Regions from separate parts of the Homo sapiens genome. Here region 1 is linked to region 2. Evidence: read pairs that join two places in POLR2A ChIA-PET (ENCODE). Cell type or tissue: GM12878. All regions are shown on one strand.

What was found. Peaks named below come from ENCODE experiments on the same cell type or tissue, not always from the same donor. Only the 100,000 strongest peaks of a DNase experiment are listed, where the experiment ranks them.
Region 1: POLR2A ChIA-PET joins it to region 2 with 5 read pairs; 2 of 35 experiments call an interaction of 5 or more read pairs at or near these places.

The regions. Positions count from the first base shown.
Region 1 is chr9:82,853,672-82,856,171 of GRCh38, forward strand. No RefSeq gene overlaps it. Among named protein-coding and RNA genes, the nearest start is that of RASEF, 210 kb to the right of the region's middle. In GM12878, no CTCF peak of the experiment used is centred here; no DNase peak of the experiment used is centred here.
Region 2 is chr9:84,747,304-84,749,803 of GRCh38, forward strand. All of the region lies in intron 11 of NTRK2 (neurotrophic receptor tyrosine kinase 2), which reads left to right. Among named protein-coding and RNA genes, the nearest start is that of NTRK2, 79 kb to the left of the region's middle. In GM12878, no CTCF peak of the experiment used is centred here; a DNase peak (open chromatin) is centred at 998; H3K27ac peaks cover 1,798 bases.

The sequences.
Region 1 (2,500 bases), 1.9 Mb before region 2:
TCTTTCAAAATTGGAGTCAATCCTCTCAAAACCTGCTGCTGCTTTGTCAACTAAGAGTATGTAATATTCTAAATTTTTGGTTGTCATTTCAGCAACGTTCACAGCGTCTTCAACAGGAATAGATTCCATCTGAAGGAACCACTTTCTTAGCTCATCCATAAGAAGCAACTCCTCACCCATTCAAGTTTTATCACAAGATGACAGCAATTCAGTCACATCTTCAGTCTTCACTCCTAATTCTAATTTCTTGCTGGCATCTGCAGTCACTTCCTCTACTAAAGTGTTTAGTTATTCATGAGGTTGGAATCAAATTCTTCCAAACTCCTATTCATGTTGATATTTTGACCTCAGTCTATGATTTAGAAATGTTTTTAATGGCATCTAGAATGCAGAATTCTTTCCAGAAAGTTTTCAACTTGCTTTGCCTAAATCCAACATGTATTTATCAACTAATAAGACTTCAAAGTTTAAATTACTTCTTAATTCATAGGCTGGATTTATTAGCAGGTATAAAAGCAGTATTAATCTCCTTGTATACCTCCATCAGCTCTCTTGGGTGACCAGGTGCATTGCCAATGAGCAATAATATTTTCAAAGGAATATTTTCTTTCCTGAGCAGTAAGTCTCAACAGTGGGCTTAAAATATTCAGTAAGCCATGCTGAAAACAGATACGCTCTCATCTAGGCTTTGTTATTCCATTTATAGAGCACAGGCAGAGTAGATTTAGCATGATTCTTAAGTGATTTAGGATTATTGGAATAATAAATGAGCATTGATTTCAACTTAGTCATCAACTGCATTAGCCCCTAACAGAGAGTCAGCCTTTCCCTTGAAGCTTTGAAGCCAGGCATTGACTTCTCCTCCCTAGCTGTGAACGTCCTAGATGGCATCTTCCAACAGAAGGCTGTTTTACCTACGGTGAAAATCTGTTGTTTAGTGTAGCCACTTTAATCAATGATCTTCGCTAGATCTTCTGGATAACTTGTTGGAGCTTCTACATCAGCACTTGCTGCTTCATCTTGCACTTTTACGTTATGGAGATAGCTTCTTTTCCTTAAACCTCATGGTCCAACCTGTGCTAGTTTCAAACTCTTCTTCTTCAGCTTCTTCACCTCCCTCAGCCTTCGTAGAATCAAAAGAGTTAGGGCCTTGCTCTGGATTACATTTGACTTAAGGGAATGTTGTAGCTGGTTTGATTTTCTATCCAGATCACTTAAACTTTCTCCATATCAGCAAGGCTGTTTTGCTTTCTCATCCTTTGTGTGTTCACTGGAGTAGCACTTTAAATTTCCTTCAAGAACTTTTTCTTTGCATTCACAACTTGGCTGAATGTTTGGCACAAGAGGCCTGCTTTTTGGCTTATTTCAGCTTTCAACATGCCTTCCTTACTATGTTTAATCATTTCTAGCTTTTGATTTAAAGTCAGAGATGCGCAACTCTCCTTTTCACTTGAACACTTAGAGACCATTAATTGGTCTAATTGCAATATTGTGTCTCACAGAATAGGGAAGCCCAAAGAAAGGGGAAAGGCAGAGGAGTGGCCAGTCAGTGGAGTAAGCAGAACACACATACGTTTGTCAATTAAAGTTGCCATCCTATATGGGCAAGATTGTGGTGCCTCAAAACAATAGTAACGTCAAAGATCACTGATCACAGATACATAACAGATACAATACAATAACAATGAAAAAGTTTGAAATGGTGCATGAATTACCAAAGTGTGACACAGAGACACAAAATGAGCACATGCTTTTGGGAAAATGGCATTGATAGACTTCTTCAACACAGGGTGGTCACAAACCTTCAATTTGGAAGGAGCAAAATATCTATAAAGAACAATAAAACGAGCTATGCCTGTACATCAAGGGACAGAAGACAATGAAGCAACTTCTTTAAAATTCTGAAAGAAAAAAGTTTCAGTCCAGAATACTATATAGAGGTAAAATATTATTTATTTGTTACCAGCCCATCTACACTGCAAAAAAAAAAAAAAAAAAAAAAAATGCTAAAAGAGATTCTTCCAGCTGAAGAAAATAAATTCCAGATGAAACGTGAACATATGGGAAGTAATAAAGAATAAAAGAAATGCTAAATAAATGAGTGAATTAAAAAGAACAGTGTGTTTTTTATTTTTGAAATTTCCTTAAAAGGTTGTTTAAAGCAAAAGTAATACTATTTTAAGTTGTAATTGATAATACACATAGAAATATAAGACATAGCAACAAGAGCACAAAAGAGGAAGCAAGTAAATAGAATTATGCTATGGTTGAGATAGTACAGCATGAATTTGGAAGTAAAAGTGGAAACTGAAAGGCCTGAAATATAAAATGATACAATATGAACACTCACTAGGCTTTGATAGGTGAAGGATGTGTGTTGTTAGTACTAGCTCAACCAGTAAAGAAAATAAACAGTTATACCTATGAAGCCAATAGAGAACATAAATGTACATATAAAAAAATTGATAAATGCAAAGATGACAAGAAAACATGACCATAG
Region 2 (2,500 bases):
GGGGAATGGTATCTGCTTCCTGCCGTATGCAATCATTTTAGTTTTTAATTCTTATACCAATCCACTTAATATTTCTTGGTGTAAGAAAGTTGTTTGTGTACGTAAGAAATCCAAGCAGCATGTATTAAGCCCAATTACACAAAATTATATGTTGACTTTAGTTTTCTGGGTTTTTTTTTTTTTTTTTTTTTTGTGATGGAGTCTCACTCTGTCACCCAGGCTGGAGTGCAGTGGCACGATCTCGGCTCACTGCAAGCTCTGCCTGCCGGGTTCATGCCATTCTCCTGCCTCAGCCTCCCGAGTAGCTGGGACTACAGCCACCTGCCAGCATGCCTGGCTAATTTTTTTGTATTTTATTTAGTAGAGACATGTTTTCACCATGTTAGCCAGGATGGTCTCAATCTCCTGACCTTGTGATCTGCCCGCCTCGGCCTCCCAAAGTGCTGGGATTACAGGCATGAGCCACCGCACCTGGCCTTCTGGGGTTTTTAAAATACAAATGATAAATTTAGGCACCTGATTGGCATATCTCCATCTATAGTATAGTTGCTGGAAGGCAAGATCAGTGAGTTTGTATATTATGACTTTGCGGAAGGCTCCTAAAATCTGTATGAGAGGTGCAATATTGTGTTTTGTAGAATTTGTGTGGTTCAGATATTTTATATATAAAGAGTTCTTGATCACAGGAGGGATCATTAGATTAGAAGAGTTTGAGAGCCAAGAAGCAGATACAAAAGTTAAAAATGTTTCTGGTCCAACAAGTGCTCTTCCAGCATTTTGTTGGATTTGCAGGGGAGGGCAGATCTCCCTTGTTCTATCCTAAGAAATATCCTCAGATGAAAACTAACCCATCAAGCAGCCAACCAACCAATCAAACAACTGACCAAACAAACTCACCCATGCTCATCTCCCGTGTAAAAACCACCTCAACACATGCAAGGTACACAAAATTCTGTATTTCTCAATCTGATTTTGAGGAAGTAATTCTTTTCATTGTCAAAGGCATCCTTGTTTACGAAAGGATTTAAATTTAGAATGGCTTCAGTAGCTTTAAGTATTTGTTTACAGATCCTTAGCTGCTTTTCAGCAGTAGAGCCCACTTCCCATTTTCTAGGTTGACTTACACATTCTATAACTAGGCAGAGAAGCCAGGGCAGGCATTACTGTCTAATGAAGAAGCAGAAGCTTGGATAAGTGAAGCATCTCTTCTAGCTGTCATGACTGGTAAAAGCAAGGTGTCCTGTGAACGCAGGGATCTAGGACTCCTAAATCCCAGTTAAGGACTGTCCAAAGCAGGGAAGAGACTGTACTGTGGTACTGCTGCATGGTTGGGGGACTTTCAGGCCAAGTCATCTAACCTCCCCCATCGCAGTTTTCTTATTTATCAAATGGAGTTTGACTTTGTTTATTTAGGTATTCTCCATCTATCTGTAGAAGTCTGCAATTTAATAATAAAGAAACTTATAGCTAAAATACTATGATCTCTTTCCCATGAAAACATTAGTTAGAAATAAAGATTTTTAAAAAACACCCAAAGTCATGAGGTCAGCTTGAGTGAAATGGTTACGTTTATCCATAATTAGCTTTGTAGGAGTTGCTACCATTCTGTTTGTATATAGGCTGCAGAGACGGAGTTAGATCTGTATTGGCTGGGCATGGTGGCTCATGCCTGTAATCCCAGGACTTAGGCTGAGGCAGGCGGATCACCTGAGGTTGGGAGTTCGAGACCAGCTTGACCAACATGGAGAAACCCCGTCTCTACTAAAAATACAAAATTAGCCAGGTGTGGTGGCACATGCCTATAATCCCAGCTACTAGGGAGGCTGAGGCAGGAGAATCACTTGAACCTAGGAGGCGGAGGTTGTGGTGAGCCAAGATCGCACCATTGCACTCCAGCCTAGGCAACAGGAGCGAAACTCCGTCTCAAAAAAAAAAAAGTCTATACTCAAACATTTGCAGAAGCGTTTTTGGGGAGATATACTCACAGTTAAAGTACCAGAGAAGAGAATGATCATTACTTTTGCTCCACACTGGCCAAGAGCTTTGTATGTCTTCTTTTTGTGCTCTGTGATTTATTTAATGCTCTTCTCATCTGACATGAAAGATGGTGTCCTGGGAGAATTAGCCATATGTTTTTATTTTCCTGCCTTCATTCTCAACCACATGCTTTGCAGAGACAGTGTAGTGGATAAATCACAGGATTTATACTTGGGCAGACTTGGTTCCATTTCCAAGCTCAGAAGGTGTGACTGTGAGCAGCTTACTTAATTTTTTTGTAAATCTTAGTTTTTTCATCATCATCATCACAGCTAACATTAATTTATTATATATTGTAGTAGATACTGTTCCAAACCCATTACCTGCATTAACTCATTGAGGATTTACAATAACCTACAAAGTAGAATAATTATATTCTCCATCTTACACATGAAGATTATGAGATGCAGAGAGGTTAAGTAATTCTGAAGTCATGCAGCAGAGTGAGAAATCTAGATTTTAT